Linked DNA regions of Homo sapiens: regions 1 and 2 are each linked to region 3. The links are chromatin loops, found by intact Hi-C in ENCODE. Cell type or tissue: PC-3. All regions are shown on one strand. Region 1 has its middle 31 kb from the start of PTPRQ. Region 2 overlaps OTOGL (otogelin like). Region 3 overlaps PTPRQ (protein tyrosine phosphatase receptor type Q).

The links. A loop is a pair of places that touch in the nucleus more often than their neighbours do. Peaks named below come from ENCODE experiments on the same cell type or tissue, not always from the same donor. Only the 100,000 strongest peaks of a DNase experiment are listed, where the experiment ranks them.
Region 1: it touches region 3 in a loop (11-fold over the local background); 15 of 110 quality-filtered maps call a loop at or near these places.
Region 2: a loop joins it to region 3, with 7 times the contacts of the local background. A loop is called at or near these places in 3 of 110 quality-filtered maps.

Annotation. Positions count from the first base shown.
Region 1 is chr12:80,409,518-80,417,517 of GRCh38, reverse strand. No RefSeq gene overlaps it. Among named protein-coding and RNA genes, the nearest start is that of PTPRQ, 31 kb to the left of the region's middle. In PC-3, a CTCF peak has its summit at 4,973 (motif pointing left); a DNase peak (open chromatin) is centred at 4,967; H3K27me3 peaks cover 709 bases.
Region 2 is chr12:80,309,328-80,317,327 of GRCh38, reverse strand. OTOGL (otogelin like) reads right to left here. Exons shown (of 59, transcript NM_001378609.3): 30 at 6,601-6,717; 31 at 3,696-3,852; 32 at 2,997-3,023. Among named protein-coding and RNA genes, the nearest start is that of PTPRQ, 130 kb to the left of the region's middle. In PC-3, a CTCF peak has its summit at 3,951; no DNase peak of the experiment used is centred here.
Region 3 is chr12:80,594,226-80,602,225 of GRCh38, reverse strand. All of the region lies in intron 26 of PTPRQ (protein tyrosine phosphatase receptor type Q), which reads right to left. The region is part of intron 1 of LOC105369867 (a long non-coding RNA gene); the gene reads left to right. Among named protein-coding and RNA genes, the nearest start is that of MYF6, 110 kb to the left of the region's middle. RefSeq lists a silencer at 3,942-4,236. In PC-3, a CTCF peak has its summit at 3,999 (motif pointing right); a DNase peak (open chromatin) is centred at 4,025; H3K27ac peaks cover 513 bases.

The DNA.
Region 1 (8,000 bases), 180 kb after region 3:
GATAAATAATCTGGTGATGCTAAATCTGATAGCAAGCCTACGAACTGGATAGAACACCCACGAGAAATAGTGGAGTGCTTGAAGGAATTAAAGATAATTACCCACAGGGAAAGAAAATATAGGAACCAGGGACACCATATGAATGTCTCTAAACATTTGCAGCCTGTCGTGTGAACCATAGATTGGGTTTGCTTTGTGATGTTCTAGAGAGTAGACTAGGTCCATGATGGGGAAAATTTTGGAAATGAATTACAGAAGCCCTGAATGACCAGAGACACTGTCCTGGGAATTATATATCATATGAGAGCATTGGCAAGATCTCTGTCCTAACTTCAAACCCCAGAATGCTATTCTTCTTAGGATTTGCATGTTAATATGTGTTTCTGCATCCATGTTGAATACCAGTTTGACAAACAATTGAATTACATAGAGCTAGGAACTCTATTTAGGCTGGAGATACGCAGCTGAACAAGATTTCACAAGAGCTCTAGAAACAGAGGCAAAACAAGTTTACATTTTAGATGGCAGATGGATGAAATATGCTAAGTACCCTGGAGGCAAAGAATTATGAGGCTTTTGATTTTGACCTGGAAGGAAATTTAGAAATAATATATTAAATGTCTCAAGTTTTTGAGAAAGAAAACAGACCCTGGGATAACATGGGGACATTCTCTAACCTCAGACTGCTAAAACATGAACTAAGGAGAAAAATCATTTTCCAACTTCACAGTTTACTCCTACTGCTATGCCAATAATTATTTAGTGGGTTGTTTTATAGGCATTAAATAATTCTTCTTGGTAATATCTCTTTCTTAGTTTTCTCTTTTATAACTACTTCTTATTATAATTATCTTTAGGTAGTTTTCTTAGAAATTTAAGCATGGAAGTTCCAGACATAAATTTAGTTTTAGTCTTTGGATGATAAAATAGGAAGATCTAGCACTGGTTGAGTGTGGACATTATCATTGCATAATTTTTTGGACCAATTTTTTTTTTCAGCTAGAATCACTGTAAGGTCCAATAATTTTCTCTTCTTCAGTGTCATCACCAAGCACCCAAATTACTCAAGTTAAAAGCCTAAGTTTCTCCCTTTCTTCATTCATCGCAAGCAGCCCATCTTGGACTTCCTACTTCCAGGGATTAAATTATCAATCTTGAATCTATTCATGACTTCACTTGGATCTGATATGGATTTAATCTGAATGTAGATCTCATGGCCATCTTGTGAAGGTTCCCACTGAAGAATTATATGGTCTTCTCCCACATCTTCAGGTTTTACATAAACTTTCTGAGGTGGATTAATACCTTAAGTAAACAAATAAATACATACACACATCTTAGCTTATTAGTTAGCATTATTCATGCTATTGAGTGAAAATAATTCAATATTAATGTTCAAAGTAAATTTTACAGTTTGTTATGTCAACATGTCTTGAAAAGCACTCAAGTTTTGAGAAAAGTGTATTCTTATTACTATGCAAAATTTATTAAAATGGTTAAATGTAAAAATTACAAGTCAAGGGGAAACAAATATAATCCTCAAGTGTTTGGCAAATTCTTCATACTTTCAAGAGTGCCATCAGAGTAATGTTCCCATTATTGAGATTATTCATGTTTTAATCAAATATATATGGGCACCTACCAAGTGCCAGGCACTCTTCTAGGCAGGTAGAGTACATCAGTAAAAACTAAAGATCCTTGTCCTTATGGAGTTCATATTCTAATAGGTGGAATAGATAATAGCAATACATAAAATAAGTACGTATGTTATATAGAACTTCAGAGGTGATAAGTGCTGCAGAAAAAGTAAAAAGTAACCAGGGTGAGGGAGATGAAGAGTGTGGTGGCTTTAAGGAGGAAGTTGTGGTATGAAGTAGGGATTTCAGGGCAGATGTTTTTCAAAAGATAGGGTTTTCAGCAAAAAGGTGAAGGAGATTGGAGAGTTAGACATATGGATTTCTGGAAGAAGAGTATTAAAGCTGAAGAAACAGCTAGTAAAATCCCTAAAGTGGGAGCTTATCTGGTGTGTTCAAGGGTGGAAGGAAAGCTAGAATGAATGAAGGAGAGAATAAGATGAGGTCAGAGGCAAATAGAAAGCCAGTTCATGCAAGTTCTCAAAGGCGTTTGCTCCAAGTCAAATGGGTAGCAACTACTGAGTTATATGCAGATGCATGATCATTCCTATTTTTAAAGACTCACTTGGGCCGTGACATTAATAACAGACCACATGGAGGGCCAGTGGTAGAAATAGGGAGCCAGCCCAATAATCCAGGTGAGGTGGAATGGTTGCCTGGATGAAAACAGCACTCAGGGAGGTGGGGAGATATAGTGTGACTCTGGATTTATTTTGAAGACAGAACAAACAAGATTTCTTGACAGGTTGGGAATGGGTTGTGAGAGAAACAGAAGAGTCAAGAACAACTTCAAGGCTTTTGACTAAACAACTGGATGAATAAAATTACCATGAACTGAGAAGGGCTGTGGATAAAGCAGATTTGGGTAGAAACACCTGGAGTTCAGTTTTGGGCATGTTAAATTTAAAACATCTCATAGATAACCAAATGAGCAATAATGCATACGCAGTTAGATGTTTGAATGTGGAGTTTGGGACAAAAGTCTAGGCTTTATATAAAGTTATATAGAGATATAACTTTATGAGTCATTGACATATAGATGTCTTTAAAGTTTCAGAGCTGGTATTTATTATAAAACAGTTGTAACTTTATACTACTTTTCTGATTTTTGAAAGGTGTGATATTTATTAGAAATATAGAGGAAATTAGCAGGTTATGCTCACTGTTCATGCATAATATCATTGGAGAATCTTCTTGATACTTTATAATAATAACTGAAGATGATACTTCAGCCTATTTCCTTGCACCGTTTCCTTGAATACCAAGCCTTCTGATTTTTTTCCTATCATACAGTTTTCTGGAAATTGTAAATGTTTTCCTTATAGTATTGTTTATCCTATAGTATGTTTTTCCTGATCTTTTAATAGTTCTCAGCTACAATAATCATTAGTTCATATCTCTAAGGATAATTATGCAATTTTAAACTTTTTAGTAGTTTTACTTTAAAAATCTTTAAAGAATTCTCTATGATTTTTATAGTTTGCCGAAACTATTATTTGAACTTTTATCCGTTTTAAAGTTGACTTCTTTATCAGTACAATTTAATATCACATTTTAACTTCTCAGGAAAATATTCTGGGTGGAACCCTTAGTCTGCATCCCATATCTTAATTTCACAAAACTGTAGCTGATGTTTAAGTTAATTATTTATGTAAAATTATCAGAAAATGCCAGAGTAATCCAATTAGAAACACTATCCAATAAGATTCCAGGGTGAAACAACTTCAGAAAATTATTCTTATATTCTTGCAAAACCTAAAAATCTATTTAAACATTTACTGCAGTGGAGGACTTAGATGTAATCTACCGAATGCCACATATAAGCAGAGATTGAGGAAACGCTGGGATTTGGTGGGTCTGTGATAGCGCTGAATTTGCTTACAAAATTGTCTGTGCATGTATTTGCATTTTCATAAGAGTTAATTTTTTTTAAATTCTCAAGAGGCTCCATGACCCCAAAAAGGTTCAGTGTTACTAAATAAAATATACTCCAGAGTATGTATCAAGGGTGTTCACATTCTGTGCCTAGCTTACATTTTCTAGACTCTCCCTACGTGCCCCTCTGTTCTCTAGCCATTCCTAATGTTCAAATGTTAGTGTCTTCAAAAAGGCTTCTCTAGCTTTCCTAGGTCAGCTTTGTTGAATGTCTTTTCTCTGTCCTTTGCCTAGGCACATGCTGCTTGCTCTACCTGCAGCATCTTTCTGCCTCCCTACTGTCACCTGCTGGCTAATTTCTACTCCTTCATGATTAAGCCCATCACTTACCCATGACCATCGGCACCCTGAGTTTGGGCTAACTGATCCTTCTCTATGTTCCCATAGTATCCACAGCATAACTACTCTAATGGCAATTATAATGCGGCACTATCACTGTTAACTTATTTGTCTCATTCTTACTGAGACTAGGTCTTCTTCATCTTTGTATCTCTAGTGCCTAGCTCAGTTCCTGATACTGAAAAATAATTCATTGAGTGAATAATGAATGAAAAAAAGAATAATTCCTCAAGCTTTAGAGAGTAAAGGAACACTGGATTACTAAATCCTGGACATGCACTGGTATATCAGCTTACAGTAAAAATACACAGCAAATGACTCCCCAAAAAATTAAAAGTGCTGATTCACATTGTACCTTTTATGAAATAAATAGGTATATTTCCTAGAAGATTTTAAGTCGACTTCAAAATTAATAAATCTGTGAGAAATCCTCCTAGTCCATCTGTCAATTAAAAATGAAAGCACCTTCCTAAAGTGTAAAGGACCCAACAAACCAAGCATTTGCCAATGGAAGGATACTTAGTCTGAGTTTGGAGAAGAGAAAACACCTGCTACTATCCAATTGGAAAAATATTTTTATTAGGATTTGCAATACTGAATACTTGTATGTTAAGCATTGGTTTTTAGTAAGCATTAAATTGTATCTATTATTGTTATTATTTTCAAAGAATCTTAAATATTCCCAATAAGTATAGGAAGGTTAATTAATCTATATCTGTGCACATGCAGGTTTTCCATTCCACCTACTTCAGCTCTAGGGTGTTTAAATTTTAGCTGTTGAAATTCCAAAGAACTTTGCACACTGCATGTCAAATACACAACACACACTACACTTATAAGAATATATTGCCAAAATGTGCTTAATTATGCATTGTTTTGTAAGATAATGTTTTATCTTTTTAAAAATACGTCCTTATATTTTATGGAATAAATAGAATTATTAATTAAAACAATCGATTACTTTAATGATTATGTTCTGGACAAGGATTCAAAAACTGCTATGTGGAGGTTAAGAGGAGGGTAGAAATGCATTTGCCAAAAATGCTAGTATGAGACTGCCCCCTAGAGGTCAATACATTACACAGTGTGAGAAAATAAAGAACCAAGTAAAACTGATTAAAATATGCAGACCTGTTCGTTGGGTCTAGTGTTACTAAAAAAAACTGGGTGAACTAATATTCATGTGATAATTTGTTTATCTTATGATAAATAAAGATAAATTTATTTTCCACCCAAGGCTATGACAAAAAAAGATGTCTTCTAGGGACTTTGGTAGAAAAAAATGCAGATTGGAATAATGTTTAAAGAGCTCATGTAAATCTAAATAAATTTAGTATTTTTGAATACATGCTTAGAATTGTGATTCAACATTCAAAAACATGTTCAACTTATTTGTACTTATGAAGAATCAACATAATTAAATATCAGCAAAATAATATTTTGAAATATGCAGTTAACTATTTCTTTTTATTATTTTAGATTTTGGGATAAGTGTACAGGTTACATTGATATATTGCATAACGGTGAAATTGCACAGAAACAGAAACTATCAGTTTAGAATTTTTTAGTAGAAGGCAATACGCAGCCATGCTTACCTGTAATGACTGAAAGTGGTTTCTCCAAGCAACTTAAAGTTCCTCTTTCTGCTACACTGAATAGATATACCAGATAATGATGAAAAGACTTGAGGTCTCCAACTATGGTTGCTGTGTTGCGTTTTTCAACAAGCACCTCTTCTGATGTATTGTTTTCAACATCCAAAATAGTGATAAGGTAATGATGAAAAAATACAGGATCTGGAGGATCCCAGTGTAAAAATACTTCTGTTATGGTAACATGTGTAACTCTGAAATTTTGGGCTGACAAAGGGCCTGGGAGATAAAGACAACCAAAAAATATGTTGCTTAGTAACATGATTTGGCAGAATACTCTCTCACTTCTCAATATTTCCAAATACTCTAGCTTGGAAAAGAAACAAAAACTGGGGGTGAGTCCTGGCTCTTCCACTTTATAGTTTCACTCCCTGAGAAAATTACCTACCCCCTCTGACTGCAAAATGGGAATTACATTAGTAGGTACCTCATAAAGCTTTTGTGAAGATTAAATGAGATGAAGAACGTAAAACACTTGGCACAGTGTTTGCCACACGCTATTGTTCAATAATTATTTTACTATTCTCACTACCAAAACAGTGTGCATGGCATTTAATGGTCATACATTATATATGTCTCTTACCTCTTCTGCCTTGTCAGACTAGAGGGCAGAGACTTTGTTATTCACTCTTCGTTCTTATTATCACTGCAACACAGGCACTCATCCTTTTACAGAACTGTTTCCCTACTCTAACCATTTCATCCAGTGCCAGTGATTGTCCTAATTAATGCTTCCAGATTAATTTTCTTATTATAGTACCTTGCACATGGCGTCGAAACTATATCCATCCCCCACTCCTCAATATACATGTGCTAACACATTCTTGATTCTTTCTCTAGGAGCAACAGCTCAGGAGTTACAATAAGACCATCTGGGTTCTTGTGTGGCTTGGTTGCTTAACAAAGCATGTTACTCTAGTCAGTTTACTTAACATTCCAGAAGTTCAGTTTTCTCATTTCTATATAGCTACTCCCAGGGTTGAGGCAAGGACCGAATGAGATAATGCATTGAAAGTGCTTTGTAAAATGTAAAACAAGTGCTAGAAACTATAGTCTTAATGGATTTCCATTGCTTCTAAGGTCAAGTCCAAGCATCTGAGACAGATACCCCTGCCACTCCCAAGTCTGGCACCATCTACCTCCCACACTGATTTTACCCTCATGCCCAAGGAAATTATCTTCTCTAGTCAATCTGCACAAGTCTTCTTACACAAATTCTTATGTCTGCACTGCTGCTCCCAACATGCTTTTTCTTCATTCAAATTTCAGTCTAAGCCTCTCCTTTCCATGAGTCTTCTCCTGTCATCTACTGTATGAATTCAAGTTAGCATTTATTAAATGCACCACTGGTTGGATATTTAGGTTATTCTTTTGCTGTATAGTTTTGTTTGCTTTTATTTTTATTCTTTACTAATTGTCTCCAGTGTGAGCCTATTAAAGGCAGGGATGCATAGCTGTCCCTTTCCTGCTCTCAGCACATATCGGAAATACAGCTCCACAAAAATTTATTGATCATCCCCTATGAGGTAGGCACTACTCTAGCTGGTACTGTAAGACAAATAAGACATAGTTCATGTCTTCATGAGGTTTGTAGTTTAACAGAAAAACCAACGCATAAACAGATTGATTACAAAATTATTACTCTTATTATTATTATTATTATTTGAGACAGAGTCTTGCTCTGTCATCCAGGCTGGAGTGCAGTGGCATGATCTCAGCCCACTGCAACTTCTACCTCCTGGGTTCAAGTGATTCTCCTGCCTCAGCCTACCAAGTAGCTGGGACTACAGTTGTGCACCACCATGCCTGGCTAATTTTTGTATTTTTAGTACAGACAGGGTTTCACGGTGTTAGCCAGGCTGGTCTCAAACTCCTGACCTCAGGCAATCCACCCGCCTAGGACTCCCGAAGTGCTGGGCTGACAGGCGTGAGCCACTGCACCCAGCCTAAAATGATTAAATACAGAGGTATCTCCAGAGTTATATGAGAAAATACCAGACCCTCATAAAATATCTGCCAATGACAGTATTAAAAATTTTTTAAATTATATTTTCAGGTGTCTTGTAACTTACGTGTTTCTACAGTGAATATTGGACTTAAAGTAGTTTTTGCCTCCCATTCATTTATTGCGAAGAGTAAAAATCTATAAATATGACCAGGAAACAGTTGGGTAATTGCTTTTTCTGTAGTATTTGGGGGCATGCTTTCAAAATATTGTTCTTCTGTATAATCTAAAGAATATTTAATGATAATCTTATATCCCAATTTCACCCACTTATTCAAATTATTCCAAAAATTCAAATTATTCCAAATAATACAACTTCAGTTGTTCCAACATCCTTTATGTAAAGCAAAAAGCTTTCCTGCAGAGAAGGTACTGAAAAAATAGAAAAGATAATTATTTTTAATTACAAATTATAATTCCATAATGAAATAAATA
Region 2 (8,000 bases), 280 kb after region 3:
GGAGACAAAAGTCATTGATCTTATCATTAATTTTCTGCATGGAGAAGTATAATTTCACCATCTACTGAAAGCAATCATTTCCTGCAGTGATTCTTTAAAAACAGAAATAAGCATATCCTATCTAATAAAATTACCCTGAACTTAAAACTCACATAACAATTTTTAGTAGGAAACTGAAGTTCTCCCTCACCTACAGAAATAGCATTTCAAATGCAAGCTTTACATTTTTAGTAAAAGTCATATAAATGAACACAAACATATTATATAGAATCATTGTGCTAAAGATTATTGAAATAATCTCAGCAATAACCTTTGAATTCTTCTACTACTTTTTAAAATTCTTCCTACAGAATCACAATTACTTATTTATGTATGTGCTTTAAATATTATAAGTATCTTAATAACATAGTGTCTGGCATGTAACAAATAAAGACAGGTAGAAATATGCCAGCTATAAATGCCCAAAAAGGACTAGGTAAATTTATGATAGCTGTGAAATTTATTTGGGATGAAACAAATTAAGAATAACCATTTAGAATTATTTTCTATTTATTATCACTTTCCACAATCATCACAGTTTTATATTCCCCTTCAACGTCTATCACTGTTGCATTGCTTTTACAAATTCTGACGCCCCTTGGCACATTGATGCGTTTCTCCATTACTTTGATCATAGTAAATTTATTTGCCTGCCACTCCATGGAGCCAAACAGTGTCTCACAAAGGCCAAATGCCCCATGTTCATGCTCTGATATTATCAATACGGTATTACAAATGAAACTAGAAGAACAGGTTTGAAGGATTCTGTAACACATTAGAAGAATGAACCATCACTAGAAGCTCAGCAGACTTGTTAACAGAGAGCAAAATGTAGCAAGTAGCAAGAGGTAGAGAGATTCAATATGCATAGAAAATTCTGCTTCTGGGTCCACAAGTCTGCAGGAGAAATGCCAGAAAATACAAAGGCACAGATGGAGATTGTCATAACAGAACTGGGTGTGACAGGAATTTTTGAGTGAGGAAGTTATTGGAGCATTTTCTCAGATTGTTGTCTGTGCACATTATGTAGAACCTGTGATGACAATGTGCGGTGATCATCCCTACACTAGGATGTATTAACCATACAGTAGGCCACGTAGCATGGAGGTCATGCTCACTGGCCCTGAAGCCAAATTGTTCACAAATCCCAGTTTGCCACATTTTGGCCAAGTGAATTTGGCAAAGCTATTTAATCTCTCTCTGCTTCAATTTCCTCTGAAAGTGTTGATAATAGCAAAATGCAGATAATAAAATAAAATAATGACATATTTTGAAGTTTAAATTATATGATCTAGAGAAAGCAGTTAACACAACAAAAGCTACTGTTGTTATTATTAGACAATAAATCACATTTTAATTATGGAATCCAAAGATTGATGTGAAGTGTGTGTTTGTGTGTGCGTGTATGCATGCACGTGTGTGGCAGTCTCTTTAAAATCTTGAACAGGACATAATTTTAGTTCGATTTTCTTTAACTACCACAGATATTTTTTAATGTTGAATTTTCCTCCTCTATCAAACTTCTATAAATGTAACAAATACAACTAAAATCAAAAATGCCCATTTTCTTTTTAATTCATTATCTCTTTTTCTCTAAAATTATCTAGCTGACAAATTTCTCCAACAAGCCACCTGAAGTGCCTCAGATTGGTTGCTTGGCCAAGATTTCCTGTAACTATTATTCTAACTGACACATCCATCATGGATCCAGAGTTCACCCATTTACTGACAAAATGGATACTTCCCTAGATCACCTTACTTGTCTGAATTAGGTTTTGAGGCCTGCGCCTTCCTCATTAAATAGATTTGCAAAAAGACTCCAATTCTGCTATCTTCAAGTAATTTCACTAAAAATGTAATTCTCTGTCTCTTCTTACATCTATACCTTAGTTTTAGACAGCAGCACCTCTCAGATTTCTTATTGCAAATCTGGATGTTTGCTGAGATTAGAAGATTTTCATTATTATTGTATCAATAAGTTCTTATCCTGGTAATATGTAAGAATGACTTTTGCCTACAATGATGGCAAAATAAATTCCTTACATTATTTCTTATGTCACTGCATTTATACTTTGTTTCTTTGATTTCCACAACATAAGAAAATTGTGAATATAGTCACCACGCTGTGTAATAGATACCAGAACTTATTCCTCCTACCTAGCTGAAACTTTGTGCCCTTTGACCAACATCTGCCCTTTCCCTGCCCACTTCCCAACCACTAGCCTCCAGTAACCACCATTCTATTCTCTACTTCTAAAAATTCAACTTTTTTGGATTTTGCAAATAAGTGAAATCATATGGTATTTGTCTCACTGTGCCTGACTTACTTCACTTAGCATAATGTTCTCTAGGTTCATCCGTGTTGTTGCAAATGATAGAATTTCTTGGTTTTTAAAGAATGAATAGCTAAAAGAAAGAATTTCAAATGTTCTTACCACAAAGCAATGGTAAATATTTGAGGTGATGGATATGCTAATTGGCCTGATTTGATCATTCCACAATGTGTACATGTATCAAAACACTACATTGTACCCCATAAATATATACAATTATATTTGTCAATTTAAAAATAAGATAAAATTTTAAAAAACATTTGAACAATGTTTACATTTATAAATAATGGTAAAGGTATGCATTTGTTATAGATCTTTCATCCTTTTTATCTAAAAAATTAACTAACTTCACCCACCCATTCATTCATGTCATTCCAAAACTGTACTGAGGGCCTCTTAAATTCTGAGAACTTAAGTTACACACTATTTTAGTTTTCAGGAAATAAATCTTAACACAAATACTGAGAAATTTTTGAAAATTTTAAAAATTAAAAGCTTTTATGGAGTTATATAGTTATGAACTATTTATAGTTTGTTCACAGCATAAGTTGTTCAAAAATTTTTAATATGAAAATACACCTAATAGAATACTATAGTGATATTTTTAATTTGAATGTCACATACCTTCATTGTAGTATTCACAATCAAGTGCTAAAAGAAAAAAAGAATAAATATTAAACTATGTAAGAAGTCAATCACTTATCTGAATGTGGGCAAGATATGGCCACATATTTATCAATAACTATGTGAAAGAATATAAAATGGTATTATTTAGGAACTTTTTCTGAGCAAAGAAGATTCTTTAAGCGATATGCTGTAATTAATTAAATTTCATATAATTGTTTTAAAGTAGGAAAATATATTGCCAATTTAGAAACCTCAGCTGAAAGTGTTCAAATTGTAAGTTTGTTCAGATATCTTACCACCTACACAAGTAAATTAAAAGCTTAAAGAGTCAAATCTGAAAGCAAATTCAAGGTGATTTTTTTAAAATATATTTATCATCAGAACGATGAAACTTCATAGGCATAAAAGAAATAAAGTCATAAACAATTTCTCTAAGGATGGTATTTAAATAATTTATATTTCAAATGGTACAATGACAGCAATAAAACACAGAACAAAATATTATCTCACAATTTATTTTTATAAGTCCTTTCGGTATTCTATAATTTATGATTGTCAAAGGAATATAAAATTTAGTCATTTTAATTTAATTCTATTCCCATGAGTCTCCTGGCATTATTTCTAAGCTAAATCAACAATTAATATGTATCTCTTTATCAGTTCTCTACATAATGATGTTCTAAGTAGGGTACTTACAACAAACAGTAGATGATCTCCAATGAATTGATATTCCTTCCTGACAACACTTGTATGCATATGCAGCTATACTAGTGCACAAACACTCACAGTCGCCACCAAGATTGCAGTTACATGTATCTTCATGACAATTTTTGGCAAAAGAAGTAACGTCAATCTGAAAAATGAGGTGAAAGATTACTTAATTTCAATAGATACTGATTATGATTTAAAGTCAACCGTCTAAAAAACTATGTGTTTTCAAAGTTTGATATTATCAGCTTAACACTGCCACCTAGAGAGTTCTCTTTATTTAAAGCCTCTTTATTGCCCAAAGGAGAAAGAAATGTATTAGGAAAATGTCACATCAAAGAACTAGCAAAAGAAATAATAAGATTAATAAATATATATGACTTCAACATCTGCAATATAACAGATTAATTTTTGGAAGCTTCTGTCATTATTGATGTAATCACATGACATTAAAATAAGGGCACCTTCTGCTTCCAATTGTAATTTTATATAATTTCGTATCTTTCTTCCTTCTTTCCTTTCTTTTTTGCCCCTGCTCATGCAACATCCTAATGGCTATTAATGGTAATAGCAATCTTTAAAAACAACTTATTCTATTTACTTAATTTATTTATTTGCATTACATTTAAGTAGCTGACAAAATTTAATATATTGACAGTGCATTAAAAAAGGAGCAAGGGACTCAAGAGGCTGAGGCAGGAGAATCACTTGAACCCGGGAGGCGGAGGTTGCAGTGAGCTGAGATCGCACCACTGCACTCCAGCCTGAGCGACAGAGACTCTGTCTCAAATAAAAAAAAAGAAGAAGAAGAAGAAAAGAAGCAGGATTTGCTGTCACTGAGCTGTATTTTATTTTTTAGGTCAGTTCATGGGTTAATTTTTCTTTTCAAGTGGAAAAGAACCAGCAGGCTCTGTGGTTCAGGACTCCAGACTTGACACAATATTCCTTGTCAAGCAGGTGTGGTCCTTGGAAACTCTGAAAAGTCTCAAAAGCAACCCTTTTTATAAACAAGACTTTAGTCTACCTATGTGGCTCTAATATGGCAGTCCTCAAACTTTTCTGTCTCAGAATCCCTTTACACTCTTAAAAAATCACTGAGATCCCCAAAGAGGTTTTGTTTATGGGATTATATCTACCAATATTTACTCTATTAGACATTAAAAATGAGACATTTAAAAATAACAATAAACCCTATATGTTTACATGAATAACATGATTTTATTGAAAAATATTTATATATGCTAAGAAATAGTGAAAAGAGTGCACTGTTTTACATTTTTGCAAATCTCTTTAATGTGTGGCTTAATAGCACACTGGGGGATTCTCATATCTGCTTCTTCATCCGGTCTATCGTAATGTTTTTGTCTTGTTTGGGTTTGGATTGACATAGATGAAGAAAATTCGGTTCCATGCATATATTTAGTTGGAAAGGAAGGAGTACTTTAATATCTTTTTCAGGTAATTGTGATATTCTTTGACACTATATCAAAACTCAAAAAATATCATTTTTTAAAAAGTTCTTTGCAATGTGAAATCTAAAAACACATCAATTAACTTTATATTTTGCTATATTAAAATTGTTTTTTATTTCGCCCTTTGAATGAATTTTTTACTTCTGCATGATTTTGTAACATCATGCATTGGTCATGTGGAAAATTTATGGACCCGTGCAGATCTTCGAAATGTTGACACACTTGATTATATACAATAGCTACAAGTCACATTTGTTAATATCACCATCTAGATCAACAAAAAACTCATTAAGTATCAAAAACCTTATAAGCTCGCAGGGGTGGATCTAACTTTTACAAAACTCTAATTTTCCCTTGAAAGTAAATTTTATCAAAGACAACAGACACCATCAGGTGTTTCCTTAAAGACACGGACTCATTTCACACATTTTAATAAAATATCTGCCGGGCGCAGTGGTTCACGCCTGTAATCCCAGCCTTTTGGGAGGCAGAGGTGGGCAGATCATCTGAGGTCAGGAGTTCCAGACCAGCCTGGCCAACATGGCGAGACCCGGTCTCTACTAAAAATAGAAAAATTTGCCGTCTACAATCCCAGCTACTCGGGAGGCTGAGGCAGGAGAATCGCTTGAATCCAGGAGGCAGAGGTTGTAGTGAGCCAACATCATGCCACTGCACTCCAGCCTGGATGACAGAGCAAGACTCCATCTCATAAAAAGAAAGAAAGAAAGAAAATATCTGCCAAATATCCCTGTCTGAATGTCTGAATAACCATATATCATTTGTTCTTTGAAACAGAATGGTATTCCAAGAGAAAAACAACATCTTAGCTCACAAGTCAAACAATCATACAAGTGAGTTCCCTCAAGACCACTGGCATAGCTTTGTATGCAGCAGAAATATTACTTAATTCTTACCAATACATTGAAATATTGCTTAAACTTCTATTGGGACCTAAAATAATCATGCTAGGAAGGAATTTTGAAAACGAAATTTCTAAATAAGTACATTCCATCTTGGGATGTGCTTCTAAAAACATTTCAAATGTGCTACAAGCAATACTTTTAAACTGCACTTTGAGTTGAGAAGAATACCCATTTGACAATGTTCTCTAAAGAAAAGTAAACATTTATGCTCTTAATCATAAAATGATGTATGTAAATAATGTTCCATAAACTAGAACAAATTATTACAAATACGTACAAAGGTACACTGTTAAATTAGATGTAGTAAGGGAGAAAGTAAATCAACTAAATGTGCCACTTCTACAGAAAAACAAACTAACACATATGCCCCCCTAACAATAGTTAGGTGGTATATCTAAAAAGCCAGTGGATCACCCAGTTACGTGTCGTGTTCACCTCAGTATTATAGACACAGTAGAACATATTGAAACTCGAGAGTTCATTAAAGTATTCATTTACCACATTGCGACAAGAAGCAAAAATATCACTGTACAAAATGGAGCATTCTTTCTTGGCATAAGGAAATTTGTTTTGATGTGCCTCACAGGGTTTAATTGTTTCATCTGGACTTTCACACTGTTGAAAAAATTTAAGAGAGAAAAGAAGTTTTCAAAGGGACAATTTCTCAAACAGAGTAACCTACCCAACTTCACTCATTACAATTGCGCCTAATATATTCTCATCCTTTTAGATAGGATTTGCGTAAAGCACCTGCTCACATCCTATTCAATGTTAATTGCATATATTATTTTTGAAAGCAACTAAACAGAATATTAAAATCATAGCAATATTAGAGATAGAGTGGTGATGAATGATTTTTAAATTGTCTTAAACACAGCATTTGCATGACTTAAAAAATTACATGAGCATGACCTGTTTCTTTCATCTTCATCTTCTTCATTTCTGTCACAAATCATCTGAGAGGTTATATGCACCCAAGTCTCTGCAGACTCAATTCCCACACATGCAGCAATTTGGCCTCTTCCTCCCCTAATACCCTTCCCTGAAACTGCCCTGAAAAATGTCATCCATGACCTCTTCATTGTTAAATATAAAGGCAATTTTTCAGTCTTCCATTTTGCTTGACTTTTGCTGCCTCTGATTCTATTTAATACTTTACCCTTCTTAAATGTCTCTCCTCATTTGGTTTTGGTGACACAATTTTCTGCTGGGTTTCCTCTTGCTACATTGGCTGCTGTTCCCTAATCTCGTTCTCCCTCCTCTCTTTGCAAAGCTTAATCCTCAAACCTCTATTTTTCTCATTCGGTACACGCGTCCTGGCTTCAACGCCCTGAATATACTAGTCACTGCCATATCCCTATGTCCATCCCACATCTCCTTCCTGAATTTCAGAACTAACATTTCCACCTAAATATATCTGTCATTTCTCTCTCAGCAGATCCTAATCATCCCTACCTCTACACCATTGTCCTTCCCCGACTATCCACATTCATTTCCTCCTCTTTGCCCTGCCTCAGGAAGGAACACCAGTATCCACCCAGGAAGCCAGGAAAGTAGGAGACCTTCTTGGAACCTCCAAATTCATCCTTCCTAATACAGTCTTAAATCTCTACTGACTTAATATTTCTAGCTGGATTATAAGAGCCTCTTGGCCCTTGTATCTTGCAGATCTATACTTTGCACTTCAGCTATTCTGTATTTCAGACCTTACACCACAACCAAAATTAACTTTTTGAAATTCACTTTGTGCACCACACTCTCTCCAGCCTCTTGACATCTTCTAGGTGGCTGCTCCCTCCTTTCCCTGTTAAATTCTTTCCCATAAATTTCACTTTCTTAGCTCCTATAAATCTTATAAGATTCACCTGCAGGGTACCTTCTCCAGGAACCTTTCTTGG
Region 3 (8,000 bases):
TATAACTATACAGGAATCTAGAAAATACATTTCAGGAACTTTCAGTGAACAAATACCTTTGGAGTGACAAAGATACTCTTCCTATTTGTACTTCTGAAAACTGTACAATAATCTGAACATTGACACCCCGTACTCAAAGATCCAGTTTTACATTGCCAAGAAAACATCCAGGGGAGAGGGTAAAGAAAGAATGCTCCAGGATTCGATTTGATGAGCTAAGAGATGCTAATGATGAAGACAGAATTGGGTACACAGTTTCTGCAACAACTAAGGTATCAAGGAATCATACACATACCCTGCATAAACAGACATTTTCATTCTTTTTACTGCTAGCTTTATGGTCCTAGGAAAACTGCCTCAAATTGTAGCCTAATTCATTTAGGTAATTATACATAACAGATGAGAGCTATAAGAGGTCTCCTGCCATCAGCATAATTAATTGCCTTGAAAAATATAAATATAAGATGCTTTGTGGGTTTCAATGGCCTCTCTTCTGCCTCTGACTCTATAAAAGGGGATGGGATATGACCTCTGTATAAATGTATTAAGGCTCCCTTATTATTAATGTTATTTGAAAAATTTGACTTCCAGCTCTGTAAGAACCAGTGTGGACAGAAACAATTTTCTGATCGGCCACACATTTCAAGTGGTATAAAACAGGAAAATATTTTAGAGTCCCCTTGTCTTTATTATAACCAAATGTTTAGTTGGCCTTGAGAATAAATTTATGCATTCATTGAATGAATAAATATTTATTAAGTGCTTACTATGTGCTAGGCACTAAGAGGACAAAAAGCTCATACAGGTGATCAAGGTAGCTTTGGATCCATCCATAAAGCTTCTACTGTTTAACCCTTTTCATTTAGCAACAGTTTACTGAACACCTATGGCATGCCAGGCACTTTGGAAGTGCTGGAAATATAGAAGAGAACCAAAGAGACAAAGACCATGGAACTTCCATTTTAATGGAGAGAGACAAATAATATATATTAGAAAAATATAAATAAATGAATATATAATACACAAGTAAATTATATACCATGTTAGGAAGTATTATGTACCATGGTGAAAAATGAGACAAGGTCATGGGCATGAAGATGCTTAGGGCGTTACTATTTTAAATATAGTGGTCAGCTCATGCCTCACTAAGCAGATAACATTTAAACAAATATTTGAAGGAGGTAAGGGAATACTGTTTGGCTGTTTGGAGAAAGAGTGTCCAGGAGGAGAATGGCCAGCGTGAAGACCCTGAGGCAGGATTTCGCCTGGTATGTCCTAAGAATAACAAGGACCACAGTGAAGCTGAAGCCCAGTTGAGTTGGAATGAGAGAATCCGAGAGGAAATGGGGGCCAGAAAATGTAAGGCCGTTAAGACCAGCGTTAATGTCTTCTTTTGTTAGGATGGCTATTGTGAACAAAAAGACAAACGCCATGAAGTAGAAGGGGCTGTGATAGACTGTGATCCTTGGTATCTAACTCATACCAGAAAGATGGGCTAAAATTAATTACGTCAAAAAGGAAAGATCATCTCCAACATCTATTTGATTCATGTACCTCTGTAACATATACTACTCGATGCTGTTGGGACTATACTTTTCAACCTAACTCATTCTAGCAAGCAAGTAGAGTGGCACATTATCGTTGCCCAGACATCATGAAAAATGTATTGAGAATTTTCTGCGGCTAAGAAAGTTGTGAGATTTTTCTGCGGTAGCTTGTATCTGGAAAAATTTCTGTATCTCTGCTCTATAATGGCTTCTTCGGGTCTCATTTGAGGACAAAGTGCAAAGTTTTCCCAAGGAAAACTCTGGCTTGTGAGTGTGTCTGTATGCCAGCTCAGAAAGAAATATAGCGCTTTGCTTTCAACTTCTCTTCTTTCACAATAAAATGTCAACCCTGCAATCATTCCTTTAATACTAGCAATCAAATCTCTCATCAGGGAGTGTGTGACCCCAAGCAGAGGTAAGAGAAAAATGACATTCAAAGATCATTCATGACAACACATATAATCACCTATACTACTAAATATTTTAATTTCCTTGCACTGATCAATCATTATAAAAAAGCAAGGTATTTAGCCCCTTGCTGAGCTATGCTTTAATGCCATTTCTTGAACTTTTCCAAAAATCGTTTTCCCTTCTTTCTTCATTTTTTAAAAGAAACAATCACTGTAAACAATGTTTGCATTTTCAGTAAAGTTCTTGATAAAATTGCCTGTCTTGTTACACAAGTTTTCTGTGTTGAATCCTTTGCCAAAAATTTCCTTCAGAATGTATTTTGTCAACTTGTATTCTTGAAGGATTAGAGCTCCTAAATCCAAACTGAAAAATAAAAGTAAACTTATATAACTGAATATATATTAATATATAATATATAACAATATGTGTTTCACCTGTCTGGAGCAATGAAAGGTAACTGTTTGATTAATTCATAGGTAATTTAAGAGAAATATTTAGAACACCAAAATGCCCATCTATTATAAAACAGCACTTAATTATTTTAGTATTGTAGAGTATTATAATATACTTAAATACATATAAAATTATTTTAGGTATCTTTCTTATGAAATTTAACAAAATCCCAAAACATATAATAAAATATATCCAGCATTTTCCCTTTTATCACAGCATATAGTAAACTATTACTAGTGTCACATAAGGGTGGCTACAGAATTACATTTATGAATGTCAGCTACAAAAATAAATGGAGCTGATGGTGGCAAAAGTATGAGGAGTTGAAAATATGCCAGTTTAAAAGCTTAGTAACTTATAAGCATCTTTGGGAGCTTTGTTTGTCTCCCCATAAACTGTCACATTCTGATTTAGGATTGTTTGTGAAATGAATCTAGTCAGTAATGGGCCAAGATATCACTATACCCTTTCTCTTATAAATCACAGCAATTTACTCAGTAGGAATGATCTATCCTTATTCTCTCATTCCCCATAATCCAATCACTTCCTCTCATAAGCACTTTCCCCCTGGTTTTCACCATAATGCATTTTCTGTAACTAACAACCATCATTTCCTGATTATCATGCTTCTATCCTTGCACAGGAATGTGGGTCTTATGTGGGTCAGGGTCATCTTTCCCATCCATCTGTGTCTTGATGCTGAGTGTGTTAGCTCAAAGGTGAGTCTGGATAGACCATCATTTTGCCTAGTCCATATAAAAATTTGAATGCCCCCATCCATGCCACTTTGTTTAAGAATCAACAAGTTTTGTTGTGCCTGATACTATACTTTTAAAATAAGCACATTCAAAGACTTATTTGTAACTTTGCCATCTGCAGATCCCTGTAAGTCTAACTTAATAGTGGAAAATATTCTAGAAAATACTCTATGGTTTTTAGTGTACCTCGTTATGATCACTTTCCTAAAAGAATAAACATAAATGAATATATGGTTTAACATCAACTTACAAAACAGAAAACTTCAGCTCTATATACCTTCAATTTAAATTGTCTGCACAATTATTTGAATTTAAGTTCAGTATAAAGTTTATTAAAAGGGCCTACCACTCAGGGTGTTTTAGTTTCAGAATTTGGTGCACTAGGCCACCAGATTTCTAGTGACTGTCATCACTAAGTGAAGGGCTCTGTCCTTTCTCAGCTATACAAATATTAACAACTTCAAGGACTACAAGTCGACTTTGACTCAGCACACCTGGACAAATTAGCACTGACTGTTAGATGTCTCTCAGGACTAGAAGAAATCCAACTCGCTGGTGGATTCCTGTGTCTTAAGCAATTCAGGGCATCAAGGGCCCTGAAGAAGCTCTGCAATTGGATTCATCTTATTTCCACACAGCAAGAGTATCTCAGGACATATTCCTGTCCACTGGTTAAAACACTTTGATAACTGGCTATCCTTTTGTAGTTTGGATGTTTTCCTAGAGCCCAGTGATTTCGCTGACCAAAACGCATCACCACTGTCAGTGTAGGAAATATTTCCTATCATTTTATGAGATGTTAAGTGTGTTTTCTAATTAGATTTCCTAACCGCAAGGTGGTGCTGCAGAGGGTATAGCACAATAGTGTTACAAATACAGTAAGCCTAAGAATTTGTCAGATTAGATTCATGAATACTAAGAATGATTCATGGATGTTCATAGTATTAGACCTCACTGTATGATCATCTTATTTGATGCTTAAATGAGTTATTTCCTGACTAATTTCAGACTGGCTTAAGCTAGAAAAAAAATACAAAATAGAAAGAAAACCTCTCAGTTTCAATACTGGACATGCCAGGTAAGAATGAAAATATTCTAATTACTACTATTACTTTGGAATCAGAGAATACATATTTTCTGAGAATAGCATCATGTTTATAAAACAACTTTCTACAACAGTGGTCCTCAAAATGTGTCTCCAGGCCAGCAGCATCAACATCACTGGGGAAGCCATAGAAAAGCAGTTTCTGAGGCACTACCCCAGACTTACTGAATCAAAAACCGTGAGTGTGGGGCTTAGTAATTAACAGTCCTCCAGGTGGTTGTAATGACTGTAGTTCAAGTTTAAGAATCACTGCTCTATAACGTCGACATGCCATTTGAAAAAATAGTGACACTGCTCTTCAGATTAGATGACCAATGATTACAACTCTTAGAAATGAGTGGATTGGAAAAGGGGATTGAATTACTCCTTCTGTGAAGACTAGGGAAGTAGATGTAAAGGAAGTTTGGGAGCTGGTAATCAACATGGAAACATGTATCAAGCCATCAAATATTCCACAGACTGGTCTCCTATCTTTCATTCTATTTTAATTCTGGATAAACTATGAAGAGGGTTCTCCCTACTCACTTCCTCCAATTCCCAAAGTTTTTAGAACAACAGGTCAGCGTGTTCCATTAGAGCATAAAATATCACCATTTTCATGCTACCATGAAGCTCTGCATTGGAACAAACTGGAATAATTCAGGTAAGGCCATCGTCATACTGGAGTCTTAGGGCCAGGATAAATCTTGCTATTTTCTTCTCCTGTTCATTTGTATGCAGGCATAATTGGGGTAAAAAATATCTAGGATATCATTAAAGAAAAATGAAAATCAAGGGTATCAGAAACCTCAAAAGTATAATTTTGAGGTGCATGTCAAAATTCTCACTCAATTTGTTTTGGGAGATGATTGGACAGTTGGATAGCTTCTCTATGTCATATCAGTTAGTACCTCTCCATCTCTTGGTACTTTTCTACCACCCTGAGGCTTTGCTCAAGTCCTAGTCAAGATCTAAGAGTGTAGACTCTGTGCTAGAAATAAAGACTTATGAATGAATCAATGTTTTAAGTACTTAGAATAGTACCAGCACATAGCAAACACACAGTAAGGTAAGTCATTGCTAATATTCTTAACTGTGCAGCCTATGGATCTCAATTGATTTACTAGGCATGAACAAAAAGTGACCAAGACACCATACATAGTAATCCCAGGATTTTTCTATAGTTTGGAATTTTCATAGTTAAATCAGAATTCTTTCTTGGTAAATGCAGAAGAAATAGGAGCTGAAATTTTGCTGACCTAGGGCCTAATGCTGAGCTAGAACTTAGAACTGAGGTTAAAGACAAAAATTCACAATGTATTACACCTACTTTACACTTCTTGTTGAATGGACAGAAAGAAGATTCTCAGAAGAGTAAAAGTTAATTCAATTCAATGTGAAATTTAGTCTGAGATCTCAGAGAAAATAGGAGAATTCATTTGAAGTTTAAAAAGATAAAATACAGCTAAGCTATTAATGGGGAGAAAATTTCCTCCCCTTTTTCCTTTATGAAAATCAGACTTTCTAAAATATTGATGATTTAAAAAAAAACAGTGATAATCTTTACACTTTTCTTTGTTTGATTTTTAGTGATTTTGCTACAACTTTCTACTTGCTTATGTAAATAGGATTTCAAAAACAAGTATTTTTATTTAAATTCTAGAATATTTGCATCATAATCTAGCATAAGGTCTTTTGACATTAAATATATAGTTGAATACTTTATTAGATACTTTAATGTTATATGCTTTCTATCATTTCCTTTAAATTATGATTTCACCCATATATCTCCTCTTTGTAATCACACTTAGCACTCTAAATTTAAACATTGTTCTTCCCCTTTGTTCTTTCATGGACCATCAATCTATTATAACTCTGTCTCACTATACATACTTATTACCAGCTAATTATCTCAGTTAATCATTTAGATATTTTTAATGCTTCTCCAATCTATTCTGAAATGGACATTTATTATTTTCCTTCACTGTTTGAAATATTTCTAAATGCAATAATTATTTCCTTTCTATATGCAATAATTCATATTTCTTACATGCAATACAAATATTTCCTATATGCAATAATTTATATTTCTTATGTTAATTAATGAAAAGGAAAATCACAAAATGATCAACAATATAAAATATACTGGTTTTCAAACACCGCATATTCTCTCTCATAGGTAGGAATTGAACAATGCGAACACATGGACACAGGAAGGGGAACATCACACTCTGGGGACTGTTGTGGGATGGGGGGAGGGGGGAGGGATAGCTTTAGGAGATATACCTAATGCTAAATGATGAGTTAATGGGTGCAGCACACCAGCATGGCACATGTATACATATGTAACTAACCTGCACATTGTGCACATGTACCCTAAAACTTAAAGTATAATAATAATAATAAATATATACTGGTTTTGTGAAATAAAAGAAGCTGAATATATCAAACATGAAAAGCTACTGGCCAAGAGAATTTTAATTTTGGCAATAACAATGCAAGCATTTGAAAGACAAGCATTAGACCAAAAAAATTAAAAAATATCAGCATGAACTATTTTAAAATATGGAGAATTTTGACACTGTAACACTTTAACATTAAAGTCAAATGCCTTTCTTCCATATTCATAACAAATCTTAGATTAAAAGTAGGCACAGGGGACAGAAAGGTACATAAGACATGCGCGGCTGGCTATTTATGCTTTTAAGGAACTCAAAGCCCCACTAAAGAAAGAGAGAGAAATAACTATGATGTAATATGCTCACTTGTTGAGAAACAAATTTTGGGAGGTGGGACTGGAAATAAGGATTTCTGAAAGGTTTCTCAAAAGAGATACTTAAAAACATAGCGAAAACAAAGCTGGTCACCAGAAGAGGAGGAAAGAAAGGACAATAAGAAAGAATAGCAAAGATTCTGGATCATAAAGGAGAAAGAACAGTGCATGTGTGAGAAATATAAACCAAATCATAAGTGACCTTGTAGAACTTACTAATGGGCATAGTTTTAACATGCAGGCATGTAGAAAATGATCAAAGATTTTCAGCAGAGGAAATTCATGGTCAGGCAGGTGTATTGAAATGCTGAGTTCAGGTGAATGGTAGAAAATGAGAGCAGAAAGACCATTTAGATCTCTTTTGTAATTATCTAAGAGATAAATGTAAAAGTCTGGATTTAGAGACACTTGAAAAGAAAAATAAACAAATACAAGAGATATTTAGAAGGTAAATACAATAGGACTCAGGTTTTGCCTCGTGGGGGATGAGAGTAGGTAAAAAGAACTAACAATGATTTCTAGATAACTAGTTTGAACAACTAGATGAATAGTGGTGCAGTAAACTGAGACACGGAACACACAGAAAGGAAAAGACTTGCAAGGGAAGGTGGCAATATGGAGTTTGAGATGTCTATGGGAACCTAAGTGGTTATACCAATAACTTCAATATTCGGGCCTAGAGGACAGAAATGTTGTCTTGAATTACCCATTAGGGAGTCCTGTGTAACTAATTTAGAAGATTTTCAACAGCATCTAACTAATTTTGCAGAAGTGCAACCATCATGTCTAGAATAAATGATATTTATTTTCTCTAGTGGCAGCAAGATGGAGCCCATCCTAATACTGCACTGCCACCAAATGAACTTCTAAATGTCTTGAATTATAGACTCCTATTTACTTATGGCTAAAATCACTTCTTACCATTATATAATTGCTTCTTTATAAAAAGGATAATTTCTACCTCTGTTACTATA